Linked DNA regions of Homo sapiens: all the other regions are linked to region 2. A link is a contact called in ENCODE Hi-C or POLR2A ChIA-PET data. All regions are on one chromosome and are shown on one strand. The core of a region is the stretch at or near the end of the contact, and the rest is flanking DNA. Distances in the headings are between cores, read along the strand shown. Region 1 holds the start of STRBP (spermatid perinuclear RNA binding protein). Region 2 holds the start of PSMB7 (proteasome 20S subunit beta 7). Region 3 holds the start of MAPKAP1 (MAPK associated protein 1).

Region 1 (4,782 bases), core at 2,075-4,574, 1.1 Mb after region 2:
ATTTTTGAAATGCATAATTTTATGTGTAAACTATACCTCAAGTAAATTGTTAAAAATCTATGTGTGATTACACGCCTGTAATCACAGCACTTTGGGAGGCCAAGGCGGGAGAATCACTTGAGACCAGGAGTTCGAGACCAGCCTGGCCCATCTCTACTAAAAATACAAAAAAAATTAGACGGGTGTGGAGGCACACGCCTGTAATCCCAGCTACTTGGGAGGCTGAGGCAGGAGAATGGCTTGAACCTGGGAGACTGAGGTTGCAGTGAGGCGAGATTGTGCCACTGCACTCCAGACTGGGTGACAGAGTGAGACTCTGTCTCAAAACAAAACAGGCTGGGCACGGTGGTTCACGCCTGTAATCTCAACACTTTGGGAGGCCGAGGCGGGCAGATCATTTGAAGTCAGGAGTTCAAGACTAGCCTGACCAACATGGTGAAACCTCATCTCTACTAAAATACAAAAATTAGCCAGGCATGGTGGCAGGCGCCTGTAATCTCAGCTACTCAGGAAGCTGAGGCAAGAGTATCACTTGAACCCAGGAGGCAGAGGTTACAGTGAGCCAAGATTGCGCCACTGCACTACAGCCTGGGCGACAGAGCAAGACCCCTCTCAAAAACAAAGCAAAACAAAAATCTGCATATGTATCCTTAAAAAATTAAAACAATGCAGAAATTTTTAAGTCCTCCATCCCCACACCCAGTTCTATCTTCCAGGCATAACCAATAGTGGTTGGTGTTTAATCCTTTCTGACGTTTTTCTATGGAGAATCCAACATACACATTACAGATAAATAATTTTCTGCAACTTTCTTTTTTCTTTGGACATGTAATGAGGGACATGAAAAATTAACAGTAACTACTCTGGAGTTGGGATTGGGGTAGTGGGAGTGGAGTCAAGGGCAGGAAGGGAGAGAGACATTAACTTTTTTTTTGAGACGGAGTTTCGCTCTTGTTGTCCAGGCTAGAGTGCAATCACGGGATCTCGGCTCATTGCAACCTCTGCCCCCCGGGTTCAAGCGATTCTCCTGCCTCAGCCTCCCGAGTAGCTAGGATTACAGGTACACACCAACACGTCCGGCTAATTTTCGTATTTTTAGTAGAGATGGGGTTTTGCCCCATTGGCCAGGCTGGTCTTGAACTCCTGACCTCAGGTGATCCACACGCCTCGGCCTCCCAAAAGTGCTAGGATTACCAGCGTGAGCCACTGCGTCTGGCCTAACTTTTTACTTTCTTTCCTTTTATATAATTTGCATGCTTTTGTCTCAGTGTTTGGAGTTACAAACCCAATAAAGATATTGAAACAAGAAATACTATTGAATCCTTAATGCCATGCTGTTCTTCTATTTTAAAAAAATTAAAAATGTAACCAAGTGCTGGACACCGTGCTGAGTGCCTTAGATATACGGTTGCAATGAATCCTTCTAACAACCCTACAATATGCAATACTATTAGTCTCACTTGGCAGATGAGTAAACTTAGACTAGAGAGATTGATTTTCCAAGATCACACAGCTAGTGTGCAGTGAATCTGGATCTTTACAGTGTGGCGCCTCTTCTCCCTCTGATACTTATGGGCATCCTACAAAACCCAGCTTTAATGATCTCATGTCATGTGCACGTGTAGTCTTCCCTAACACACTTAGGCAGGAAGATGACCCTGTCCTCAAGGGACTGAGAGACCAGGGAGGAGACAGACAGCTAAACAATTACAATCTAGTGCCATGAGAATACATATAGCTTAACAGGACTATGTTCAAGCCGAGGGAGCTTAGACCATGTGTCTGAGGCAGCCAAGGATCTCCAGAGAATATACTCTGAGCTGATTGATAAGGATACCCAGGATTTTTTTCAGGAGGGTCAAGGAAGGTGTGAGTGGTCAGAGGTGGGGAGAGGGTTTAGAAAGGGATTTGCGGCCTGGCATCTGTCTCAGGAGACTCAGGCTCCTACACACCTGGGCATACTCTGGAAACAACAGTACTGTAGTTCTGTGTGGCTGGAGGGTCACATTGGCCTGAAGGAGGGGCAAAGGGAAGGGCGTGCACCTTGAAGCTTAAGGCCAGATCACCAAGGCCTTTTCAGTTGAAATTGGGTTTTTTACACTTTATTCTGTGAATGAAACAGAGCTGTTAAAATATTTGAGCCTGGTGTGTTAGAAAGATGAAAAGGGGCCCCAAGGGGGCTGTTGTGGGGAGTCCCTCCTCAACCCCTGGGCTGTTCAAGGTCCTCTGTCTTGGCACTGAGTGGTCAGGTCGTTTCTGCTCCAGGCTGGGAATTGTCTTAGGGCAAAGACATTGTCTCATTTGCCAGTGCATCCCTGCAGCCTGCAAACCCCCCGGTATACAGCAGGGACTGTATACTGGCAAGCAGAATGCTGGGCACCAAGAACTTGAGGCCAGGGACTGTAGAATAGAAAGCGAACCTTTAATTCTTCCCCAGCGCCGCCCCTGGCACAGAGCTGGTAGGTGTTCAGCCAAAGTCTGACCCAACCATAAGGAGGTCAGAGAGGTCCTGGGCCCAAACTCAATCCCAGCGAGGTTCATTATAGGCAGGTGAAGGAGAGGTGATTGTAGCAGCTTCTGTTCAGCGACTGCTGTGTGCCAGGATTCACACCTATTGTCTTATGCCATCTCCCCAACAGCTCCTAAATTGGAATTATTGTCCCAGTTTTCCTGATGAGGAAACTGAGGCTCAGAACGGTTCTTGGTAACTTGGCCAAGGTCACACAGCCAGCAAGTAGGTGGGCGGTGGCACAAGTCAAAGCCTACTGGCCTGCCCCTCTACCTCGGGAGGCAGTGCGACGCCTACTCCATTTGTGTGGCTGCTGGGGTTGGGGGGCATCCCGCACTGGGGTGCGGGGCCCGGGGAAGGCGGCTAGCCGCCGCGGCTCGGCGCAGCTCCCAGGTTCGGAAGTTACGAAGTTTCCGTGCATTTCGCTAGCCTCCCAGCGCAGCTCGTCTCCGCTCCGCCGCAGTTACGCCGCTAGCGCAGCGGGGCTCAGGTGCTGCAGCGAGCGGGGGCCTGGGGCCGGGAGGAAGGCGGGGACGCAGTTTACGTAAGCGTCCGCTGGCAGGTGCATAAGGCCGCCGGCGGCGAGTGCTCCCTGCGCGCTCCCAGGTGCGCACTTGGCGCAGGCGGCGGCACAGCAAGGCGGCGGCGGGCGCTGGCCGGCGCTCTCAGGTGCGGCAGGACGCGCGTGGAGGGGGCGCGCGGCGAACGAGGGGGCGGGCTTTCCGTTCCCCAGCAGCCGCGGGGCCCGCCCCCTGGCCTGGCCAATGGGCGCGCTCGACGGTGTCACGTGCTCGCTGCCGCCGCTGCCGCCGCCGAAGCGGAGACCGGAGCCGCGAGCGCCACCAGGGCAGCAGCCGCCGCAGCCGCCGCCGCTGGGCAGAGGAGCCGGAGACGCGAGCGGGCGAGGTGGCGGCGGCGGCGGAGCGGGAGCGGGTACCGGGCGCGGGCAGAGCGCGGCGGCGCGGGTAGGCTCCGGCGGCGGGGCGGGCGCCTGCGCGGCGGGCCGTCCCGGGCGGGCGGCGGTTAAGGCGGCGGTTGAGGCGGTTGGCGGAGCCGGCCCGGGCCCCGCATTGTTTGTTGTGCGTCCTTAGCAGCGGCGGCGGCGGTGGCGGCCGAGGCGGAGAGCAGGGAGCAATCCCGGCCCCGCGGCTCCGGCATTGTGGCCGCCGCCGCCGCCGCTGCGGTGCCCCGGCCGCTTCGGGCAAGGGCAGCGGGCAGCCTTCCTCACCTTCGCGGGGACGGGGTCCCGGCCGATCAGGGGAGGGCGTGGGCAGGGTTGGGGGACGCGGTGCCGGGAGGTCTTCCGGGACGGAGGGCTCGGGGCTCGGGGCAGGTGTTGGAGGACATTGGGGGCAGGAGCTGGGGAGAGGCTTCGGGGGGCAGGCGGAAGGTGTGGGCAGATTTGGGGGTAAATAGGGGTGCAGAGGGATCCGGCCCAATGGAGGAGGAGAGCCTTCAGGCAGGTTTGGGGGGCCCCCTGGGCCAGGCGAGTGCGAGATGGAGGACATTCCGTCCGGTGGGGGGGGGCACTATATTGTGGGGTTCAAGAGGGAATGAGGGGGCTTTTGGGGAGGGCAGGGACGAGTGGGGTGGGAATGGAGGGAGAAGACTGGGGACTCGAGCAGGACTGGAAGGAGCGCTGCGTGCCAGGGGCAGGGAGTGGGGCGGGTATTAGGAAGGCCACCGGGACGCCCGTGAAGGGGAACGATGGAGGAGGGGGTCGGGGCAGGGGGAAGTGAGGGCAGGCAGGGAGCGCCTGAAAGGGAGGGAGGGGAGCAGGGTGCCTAGGCTTCTGGGGTGATAGGGAAATGAAGGGTAGGCCCAGGGGCTCCAGGAGACCTGCGAGGGGTGTGAGGGAGTGTGTGGCCAGGTGTATAGGGGAGCCTGCAGGGAGGCGGGAGGGGGTTGACATGTAAGGATAAAAAGGCAGGTATCTGGTGCTCAGGGAAGAGGAGTATGGGGTGGAAGGGGGAAGTTCATTGGGGCAGAGACTTAGTTTGAGGGCTTGCAGAGAGAGGTGGGGACAGTAGGAGAAGGGTGATGGGGATGGAGAGCAGGAGGTGTGTGGGGCATTTAAAGGATAGCGGGAGAAGTGCGTGAAATGGAGGGTGTTTATGCAGGAAGTATGGAAGAAGGTGGGATCAGCAAGAGAGGGAATTTTGAGGTAGGACGGAGGGTGAGGGGTTCTTGGCAAGTGTTGGAGGACGTTAGGGGCAGGAGCTGGGGGAGAGGGACAGGTGTGGGGTGGCGTGGAGTGTGTGAGGTGGAGGGCA
Region 2 (4,874 bases), core at 2,292-4,791:
GTGTGCCCCCCACTCGCATTCCCATGCTTCCCCCGCCTGGCAGTTGGCACACAGCGCTGGGAGTCTTTCTTTTCTGAGACTTCCTCTCCTCCCCTGGACTGTGAGCTCAGGAGGTGTCTGAGTTTCCTAGCTCTGTTATAACAAAGTACCACAATCTGGGTGGCTGAAACACCAGAAATTTATTGTCTCACCATTCTGGAGGGTGCAAGTCCAAAGCAAGGTGTCTGCAAAGTTGCTTCTTCTGAGAGCCGTGAGGCAGACTGTTCCAGACCTGGCGCCTAGCTTCTGGTGGTTTGATGGCAACTTTTGGCATTCCTTGGCCCATAGGATCATCACTCCAGTGTCTACCTTCATCTTCATATGGGGTTCTCCCTGTGTGCATGTCTGTCTCCAAATTGCCAATTTTTTTTTTTTTTTTTAGACAGAGTCTTTCTCTGTTGCCCAGGTTGGAGTGCAGTGGCATGATTTTGGCTCACTGCAACCTCCTCCTCCCAGGTTCGAGTGATTCCCCTGCCTCAGCCTCTTGAGTAGCTGGGATTACAGGCGCCCACCACAATGCCCAGCTAATTTTTGTATTTTTAGTAGAGACGTGGTTTCACCATGTTGGCTAGGCTGGTCTTGAACGCCTGATCTCAAGTGATCCACCTGCCTTGGCCTCCCAAAGTGTTGGGATTACAGGTGTGAGACACCATGCCCGACCCAAATTTCCAATTTTTATAAGGACGCCAGTCCTGTTGGATTAGGGCCTAGTGACCTCATTTTTAACTTGATTACCTCTGTAATATCAAATCAAATTCAATTCATTTGGAATACTTCCAAGTAAGGTCAGCTACTGAGTTACTAGGGGCTAGAACTGCAGAATATGAATTTATTTCCCTAATTTCAACGGAAAACTCAGAGGTAACGAAAGGGAATTCAACCTTTGACAAATGTTTATTAAACACACAGTTGTGATAGACACTGGTTCTAGGTGCTTCATTCATTCATTTGCACCTAGAACCATGTCTGACGCATAATGGGAGCTCAATAAATATTTGTTGAGTGAATAAATTAATTCATTCCACAGTCATTCAGGCTGTAAAAGGAGCCTTCAATTCCCTCAGTAAAATGAGTTGAATTACATAATTATCTCTTAGGTTTGTTGACAGGATGAAATGAATGTATTATTAATAATAACTATTTATAAGAAGCTTCTACATGCTAAGATAGATGGTCTTCATGTACAATGTTTAATACTCACAATAGCCTTATTAAAATGAAATTCACTGGCAAGGCATTGTGGCTCATGCCTGTAATCCCAGCACTTTGGGAGGCTGAGGTGGGCAGATCACTTGAGGTCTGGAGTTCGAGACCAGCCTGGCCAACATGGTGAAACCCTGTCTCTACTAAAAATACAAAAATTAGTCAGGCGTGGTGGCATATGCCTGTAATCCCAGCTACTTGGGAGGCTGAGGCATGAGAATCACTTGAACCCAGGAGGTGGAGGTTGCAGTGAGCTGAGATCATGCCACTGCACTCCAGCCTGGGTGATAGAGGGAGACCGAGTCTCAAAAAAATAAATAAATAAATAAAATAAAATAAAATAAAATAAAATTCACCTAACGTAGAAGTCACCATTTTAACCATTTTAAAGTGTGCAACTCAGTGGTTTTTAGTGTATTCATAATATCGTGCAACCAATACCACTATGTAATTCCAGAATATTTTCATCATTTTCCAAAAACTCTGCGCCCACTAAACAGTCCTATCCATTCTCTCCTCCTCCCCTAACCCTTAGCAACCAAACATCTACTTTCTGTCTGTGGATTTGCCTATTAAGAACACTTCACATACATGGAATGATACACTATGTGGCCTTTTGTGCCTGGCTTCTTTCCCTCAGTATATTTTTAAGGTCCATCCCTGTTGTAACATGTATCTGTGCTTCAGACTTCTTTATGGTCTAATAATATTCCATTAAATGAATTTACCATATTTTGTTTATCCATTCATCAGTGGATGGACATTTGTTTCCATTATTTGGCTATTGTGAATAATGAGACCCCCCCCTCGCTTTTTTTTTTGAGACGGAGTCTCTGCTCTGTTGCCCAGGCTGGAGTGCAGTGGCGTGATCTCAGCTCACTGCAACTTCTGCCTCCCTGGTTCGAGCTATTCTCCTGCCTCGGCCTCCTGACTAGCTGGGACTACAGGTGCCCACCACCACGTCTGGCTAAGTTTTTGTATTTTTAGTAAAGACGGAGTTTCACCGTGTTAGCCAGGATGGTCTCAATCTCCTGACCTCATGATCCGCCCACCTCGGCCTCCCAAAGTGCTGGGATTACAGGCGTGAGACACCGCGCCCAGCCAATGAGACCCCTTTTGACGCAGGGCAGGTAAGCCCCAAAGTGCGGCTGAGCCCACAAGGGTTCTTGGCTTTGCCCAAGAAAGAATTCAAGGGCAAGTTAGAGGCAGAAGAAAACGGCTTTATTGAAGTGGCGGCGTTACAGCTCCATGACTGCTCCTGCAGAGCAGGGTTACCCTCTTAGGCAGAGTGTCAGGGCAGTTTTGCTGTCATATTTATACACACTTTTAATTACATGCAGATTAAGGGGTGGTTTATGCAGGCATTTCTAGGGAAGGGGTAGTAACTTTTGGTTTATGGTGCCACTGCCATGGAAAGGGGCGGTAACTCACGAGTGTTGCCATGGCAACGGTAAACTGACTTGGCTGGCTGGTGAGCGAGTCTTAGGGAAGACAGCTTCCGTCCAGGCCCTGTTTTAGCTAGTCCTCAATTTGGTCAGGTATCTCAGCCCCATCTCTGAATGGAGGCCTGCCTTCTACCTCACCTTTGTAGAAGTTTTTGTGAATACATGTCTTCAACCCTCTCGGGTGCGTATCTAAGAGGATAATACTTTTTGGGGAACTGCCAAATTGTTTTCCGGAGCAGCCGCACCGTTTTGCATTCTCACCAGCCGTGTATTCGGGTTCCAATTTCTCCACACTCTCGCAACCCTTGCGCTTTTCTGTCTTTTTGTTTATGGCCATCCTAGCGGGTGCGAAGTGGGATCTCACTGTGGTCGTGCTTTGCATTCACCCTATGACTAATCATGTTGAGCCTCTTTTCACAGACTTAATGGCCATTCTACAGCAGCCTTTTGAGCTAGGTTGTAATCTCCATCTGATAGCGGAGGAAACAGATTCAGAGAGTTGAAGAGACTTGCTTAACGCAAGGGGGTGGTGGGGCTGTGCCTGGGACTTGGGTCTGTCTGTCTCTGAAGCACCGCAGAACCAAATTAACGGTAGAAACAAGTCCAGTCTGAGCGGCAGGAGACCTGGTCGCTGGTGCGTTCACCTTGGACAAGTCCTTTCCCGGTTCCGGGTGTCACTTTCTCCTCCGTGCCACTTGGGGCGATATACTTCAAACATCTCTGGCCTCTCTAGGAACCAGAATCTCTAAGATCAATCGTTCTAGTGCGGCGTTTGCCCCGCCCCTTCAGCCCCCGTTGCCAGCGACGCCGGAAGTGCTCGGCTCTTTTTGTTTGCACCCGCCTCCGACCCGGAACTGCTTTCTTGGGAAGATGGCGGCTGTGTCGGTGTATGCTCCACCAGTTGGAGGCTTCTCTTTTGATAACTGCCGCAGGTGCCGCCTTGCTTGGGGCTTGGTTCAGGGAGGGAGAAGAGTGCGGTGCTCGGGTGGGAGCTGGGCCAAGGTGTGATACGAGAATTCTGAGGGAAGAATTCATGGCGGGGCCTGTGGCCCGCGGCTAGTGTGACTCAGGGGAATCAGGGCCTGGGCGTGGGTTTCTCCTGAAGCCGGGTCTGCTCTCCCACCTTCCCAGCGCACTCGGCCACCGTTTATCTCCGTCTCCTAAGGCACGTCACGGCCCCTTTGTAAGACTGTCTTCGTTGGAAAACGGGAGAACAGTGCTGATGGTGGGAGGATTCATTAAACAGATGGGCGTGAAAACAAGTAGCAGCTTTCCTGAGTTCTCTGTTAGGCACTTTTCATGCCAGTGCTGTGCGATGTGGTCCTGCCCTTCAACACTTGATTCTCTCATTTGCTCTTAGGAATGCCGTCTTGGAAGCCGATTTTGCAAAGAGGGGATACAAGCTTCCAAAGGTCCGGAAAACTGGCACGACCATCGCTGGGGTGGTCTATAAGGTAAGCCGGGTTAGGCTAAGAGCAGCAGTGACTGAACCGGCAACAGGAATCAGAACACTTGGCTTCCGGTGTCTCTCCCGGCTCGGTCTGGAAAGGCAAATGCTATAGAATACATCAGGAGACCGTCTTTCAGGAGCGACTGCTTTTGTCAGGTTTTGTGTGCTTCTTAACAGTTTATGTTCTTTCCTCACTTTGCTGAGGTTTTTTCTTTCTTTCTTTTTTTTTTTTTTAAACAGGTCAGTTAGCTTCTTAATTACTAGTTTAGGAAGCTGAAGTATGTGATGGGAGATCACGAGATTTGGGGTCAGACAGGTCTGTCTCACCTTTGAACTCTATAGTGCTGATTCCAACTTCTGGCAGCTCACTTTCCTTCTCACAGGGACACCTTCAGATGCATCAAATGGAGATAACTCCTGCCTTAAATTGTTGGAAACGTCAAAAGGGATAATGATTACCTGTGCAACATGTTTTAAAGAAAAGCAACATGTTTTAAAAGGAAATTGATAGTGATGGCTAATTTAATGGAAAGATTCCTGAGTCTTAATCCAGGTTTTTTCCAGATTAGCTCTGATTTACAAGGAATTTACCCGACACCTGAGCCTCACTTGAAAATGGGAATAATTCTTACCTACTCAGGATTCAATTAGTAGCATTTACTAAGAAACCTTTTCTTAAATCCTGAAAGTGTAGCACAATATTTTTGCTATGAGTTTTGGCTGGCGTTTTGAGATTA
Region 3 (4,951 bases), core at 873-3,372, 1.3 Mb before region 2:
TAGAGACAGGGTTTCACCATGTTAAGACAGGATGGTCTTGATCTTCTGACCTTGTGATCCGCACCCCTTGGCCTCCCAAAGTGCTGGGATTACAGGCATGAGCCACCGTGCCCGGCCTATATAGAGATAAATTTTTTAAGGTAGTGATGGGGTCTCACCATGTTGCCTAGGCTGGTCTTGAACTCCTGGGCTCAGATGATCTTCCTGCCTTGGTCTCTCAAAGTGCTAGGAAATATTTACTCTTTAGAATCTATAACTGCTTAGCAGTTTTAGATAGGTCGAGTTTTATGTGTCTAGGAGACAGTCAGGCAGCTGTGCTTCAGATTGGAACTCGAGAGAGAGAGAGAGGAAAATGGAGAGTAAGATTTAGGAAGGAACAGATAACCTGGTGACCTCAGAAAATCAAATATCCAAACTTGTTCACACCTGCTGCTTTGTTAGAGTGCCTCTGACAGGTCCCTGATGGAACTGTGGTGGTGTGTGTGCAAGAGTGTGTCTGGGTGCTGAGGTGCACTATTCCCCCAGTATAGATATGTGGTAAGATACCAATTACATAAAGTAATGGGATGTAGTAAGAGATCAATCACATATGGTCATGCGTGGAATGAGGATGTTTTGGTCAATGACAGAGTGCATATGATGGTGGTCCCCTAAGATTATAACATGGTCTTTTAATTGTACCTTTTCTGCATTTAGAGATGTTTAGATACACAAATACCATTGTGTTAGAATTGCCTACAGTATATGGTACAGTAACATGCTGTACAGGTGTGCAGCCTAGAAGCAATAGGCTAATACCAAACAGCCTAGGTGTGTAGTAGGCTCTGACATTGTGTAAGTACAGTCTATGATGTTTACACAACCACAAAATCAGCTAACGATGCATTTCTTGTGTCCTCATCATTAAGTGATGGATGACCATATTTGAAATACATGGGTAGACCCACCGTGTTTTTTGTTTTTTTGTTTTGAGACAGAGTCTCTGTCACCCAGGCTGGAGTGCAGTGGCCTGATCTTGGGTCACTGCAACCTCTGCCTCCCGGGTTCAAGCCATTCTCCTGCCTCAGTCTCCTGAGTAGCTGGGACTACAGGTGCACACCACCACGCCAGACTAATTTTTGTATTTTTAGTAGAGACAGGGTTTCACCATGTTGGCCAGGCTGGTCTCGAACTCCTGATCTCAAGTGATCTGCCCTCCTCGGCCTCCCAAAGTGCTGGGATTACAGGTGTGAGCCACCGTGCCTGGCCCCATGGCATATTTATTAATAAGTTTAAAATTGGGCAGGGGTCCCTCAGGGCTGAAATTCAACCTTGAGTTTTTTCTTTTGCTAAGGTGCGTTTTTGAGAGACTTCCCCAAGCATCTTTCAGGTGGGAGAACCACTCTCACTGCACTCCCTGAATCCTTTTTCCCCCTTCATCGTGGCTTTCTCTACTGATTTCCTCCGTGAGAGAGGAAGGGAGCAGCATGAGACACACTGAACTTCTGCCCTGTGCCAGTCCTCCTACATCTCCTGGAAACCTCCCAGCAGGGCTTGAGGAAGATTATTGTCACCTCCATATTACAGATATTATAATAAGAGAAATAACTAACATTGACTGCATGTTTACTATGTGTCAGGCACTATGCTGGGTGTTTTTCAAGCATCATCCCATTCGATTCCCACAGCAATATACTCTAAAGTTGAAACTATTGCCCTGGATGGGAAAACCCGAGGCTCAGAGAGAAGTGTCACATCCTAGGACACACAGCAAGTTATAAGAGCTGGCATTTGAACCCAGGTCTTTCTCAGAGAGGCTGAGCTGCCTCATCACTCATTTCTGGACGAACTAAGGGCTTTTCTCCGTGGAAATGGGGAGAAAGAAGATTCGATGGAGAAGCCTAACACTGATTCCTGCTCAAGGCAAGTCCAGGCACTGGCGCATCTTGCCAGAACTCAGTCTCCGACCCAGGCCTTTCCCTGCACTGGAGAAGCGGCGCGCATGCGCCCGGCCTCCCTCCCGGCCCCGCCCCGCGGGAAGCTACCGCTCCTTGCTTTCAGCTCTGGGGCTTGCGCACTACGTCCCCAGCCAGAGGCTCCTTCCCGGTCGGGGACTTCCGGAACGCCGGGGTGTGGTTCCGGGTCGTGTGCGGCTCGGGGTAATAGGGCTGCTGCTCGGCCGGCCGGCGGCGGCGAGCAGCAGGGGCATGAGGGCTAACCCGGGAAGCGGCAGCTGAGCGGGCCGGGAGGAGCGCCGGTCCCCGTGGATCCCGAGAGTGCAGAGCTCGGGGCAGGGGCCGGGAGGCGTGGGGGAGCCGGGCCCTCCCCTCAGGAACGTGTCCCGGGGCCGACCCGGCCCGTAGTGTGGAAGCAGCTTCAGGTAAAGGTTGCCCCAGCCGCCAGCTCCCCGCCCGTCCGTCAGCCCACCAGCTTGCCCACCTGGCGGCCCTCTCACCCCTCCAGTTTCAGCGCTGCCCGGCGGGCCGCCTGCCGGGCCCTTGTTCAGGTGGCCCGGGCGCGTTCGTTTCCTGGCCATTTCCAGAACTGGAGGCTGTCAGGAGTCTGAGGCGGGTGTGTGGTTTAGGGGAAAAGAAGCCAGCTGACCTGGTAGTGTGGGGGTGGGGGGTGTAGTTGACTCCGGCAGTTTCTGGGCCTGCACTTGGCAATATCTAGGTGCCCTGGTCTTCATAATGTGAAAATCAAGGTTTTCAAGCATTGACTGTGTGGTCCTTGTTTCCTTGCGTCCCTTCTCCCCCTCCCCCTTAAAGAGGTTAACAGCCTTACAGACTTTTTTCTAGCTACAGTGCTGCTGGAACTTTGATTCATTCTTTGTTTATGGGAGTGGCAAGGAGTCATTTAGATTTGTTTAAGGCTGGGAAAAAGAGATTGTAGCGTAAACAAGATTATGACTTTAACCAGAGACCCCCAAATTGACTCAGAAATTGGTTAAAACTTCCTTTTGAATGAATGAAAGTCACTTTGGAAGCCCACCACAGTACCTGGCACTGTACAAAGCACCATGTTGTTATAAACCCAAATCGGCAAAGTTCAAAACTTTCCCAGGTGTGAAGAGTCAAATGGAGACCCATTGGTTTAAAAAAAGCAGCGTTCTCATTCTCTGACAAGCAGGAGAGGTGGATCCGTAATGTTAAAACCCACTTGAGCAGAAGCCTAGATATGGGTTTTATTCCTTATATTTTATGAGCCCACACAAGGTACCTAGTAAACACGGAAAGAGTTCTTGATGAAGCAATAATTGTTTTCATGTTTTTCAGTTTACACACCTGCGGGATTTGGGGCATGCTGGTAGCCCTTTCCCATTCATCTGTGTGCTCATGCCTACCTTCAACTACTGTGTGTCCCAGACTGCACTTACACCCCCTTACATCTCCTAATCTGGCTCCTGGTTACCTTTCCAGTTATGCTTGAAAAGGTCTCCTTCTTTAATTACCCCATCCTGATCCATTACTCTGAATAAGTAGGATCTCTAATCATTTTTGTTCTTTCCTATTCCATTGATTTTTGTAGAACATTCTCCCTACCTTGCCTAGGTTTCCCCTTTTCTCTTTCAGTCTATTGAGACGCTTCCCACGGCTCAGCTGAGTTGGCCTCACCCAACCAATTCAGGACAACCCCACCTGGAAATGATTTTTCCTCTAGAATTCTATAAGCGCTCATTTTTATCTACAATTATTTAACTTAGCAAATGTTTACTGAATATGGATATGTATATATATGCCAGGTACCATGCTAGGCAATTAGAGATAAATATAAGATTCAGTCTTTGCTGCCAGGGAGCTCAATTTAGTGAAAGAGAGATAAGGGAAATGAATAATTCTAACACCGTGATAAGTACATTGTGTGAGAGTTCTTGTGACAGTGGTAGGTGCGGGAGGGGAATGGGTTATTCACCTTTGAGGGATGGGATGTGGCCAGGTAATGCTTCATAATTTGAGGTAAACTAAACTTTGAGTATTTGGGTATTATATAGGGGTTTCTATTGTTTAATCATTTTAACCTCAATTTACAGATTAGGAAGACCCATAATAAATTACACAGCTGGTAGGAGACAGAGCCAGGATTCAAACCCAGGTCTGTCTGATGCCTAAATCTGTGCTTTTTCCATTACATGTCTTGCCTTTTTCTCACATCATCTCCCTCTTTTTATGCAAGTACATATTGAAACCAAAAGTTATATAGGACAAAACATATGAATGTTAAAATGAATGGTACAGAAATCTTTTAAATGTAAAGACTGTGCTCTTCCAAGGCAAGGAGATGGCAGGTAGGTTAGTTAGCTCAGCTTTGAATATGAGCAGAGAAGACAGTCTATAGAAAATAGGCATGGACTCTGGATTCAATTCCTGGTCCCTGTTCTTACAGGATATGTGACCTTCGACACATAACTCCAAGCATCACTTTCTTCAACTAGGGGTTGGGTTAGGGAATAATATTGACCACATGGAGTGTTGTGAATATTTATTGAACTAATGGGGATAAAGGGCCTGGTACGTGGTAAAGTCCCCCGAAATAAATAGCTATAAGATACAAAGGTATAATGCTTGAGGCATGGTTTTAGACTGGTGAGTGAGTTTACAGCCTGAGTCATGCAAGTCATTGCTTCTTTTAGCAGGGTACAAGGACGTAAAGTTGGAGGGGCGGTAGGGGTCAGAGTCAGTGAGGGCTTGAGTACCAGGCAAGGGAGGTAAATTCCAGTTTCTGCTAATAACTTTTCCAGTTAATAAATACTTCGAGGATCTACGATTCATTTCAGCAGTGCCAAGCAAAATGTTAGACCTTGGGGATACAAAAAGAAGTAAAATTGGGTCCCTATCCTGAGGTTATTGACATTCTAGTAGAGGAGATGTCTGTGTGTGTGCAGGTGAACCATAATAAAGTACTGTGGGTTCTAAGGTAGAAGTCCCCAGGAGGTACCATAGAACACTGAGAAGGAAACACTGATGATGGTAGG

Evidence for each region. Hi-C counts contacts between places; a loop is a spot of excess contacts on that map. ChIA-PET counts read pairs that join two places held with the same protein, here RNA polymerase II (POLR2A). Pooled maps may share reads with other maps.
Region 1: a loop to region 2 is called in a map of CD4-positive, alpha-beta T cell, with 9 times the contacts of the local background. The contact joins the promoter of STRBP here to the promoter of PSMB7 in region 2. A Hi-C loop is called at or near these places in 4 of 168 maps with a recorded cell type or tissue (CD4-positive, alpha-beta T cell, CD8-positive, alpha-beta T cell, esophagus muscularis mucosa and 1 more) and 10 of 50 pooled maps. POLR2A ChIA-PET finds 5 or more read pairs at or near these places in 1 of 52 experiments (T-cell).
Region 3: a loop to region 2 is called in a map of CD8-positive, alpha-beta T cell, with 10 times the contacts of the local background. The contact joins the promoter of MAPKAP1 here to the promoter of PSMB7 in region 2. A Hi-C loop is called at or near these places in 1 of 168 maps with a recorded cell type or tissue (CD8-positive, alpha-beta T cell) and 6 of 50 pooled maps. POLR2A ChIA-PET finds 5 or more read pairs at or near these places in 1 of 52 experiments (naive thymus-derived CD8-positive, alpha-beta T cell).

Annotation. Positions count from the first base shown.
Region 1 is chr9:123,267,128-123,271,909 of GRCh38, reverse strand. STRBP (spermatid perinuclear RNA binding protein) reads left to right here and starts at 3,324. Exons shown (of 19, transcript NM_018387.5): 1 at 3,324-3,474. RefSeq lists silencers at 2,899-3,378, 3,549-3,598 and an enhancer at 2,998-3,498.
Region 2 is chr9:124,414,109-124,418,982 of GRCh38, reverse strand. It overlaps PSMB7 (proteasome 20S subunit beta 7), which reads left to right and starts at 3,541. Exons shown (of 8, transcript NM_002799.4): 1 at 3,541-3,619; 2 at 4,048-4,141. The coding sequence starts at 3,558. RefSeq lists an enhancer at 3,585-3,634.
Region 3 is chr9:125,704,379-125,709,329 of GRCh38, reverse strand. It overlaps MAPKAP1 (MAPK associated protein 1), which reads left to right and starts at 2,122. Exons shown (of 12, transcript NM_001006617.3): 1 at 2,122-2,359. RefSeq lists enhancers at 1,749-1,908, 1,906-2,200 and silencers at 1,909-2,078, 2,189-2,418.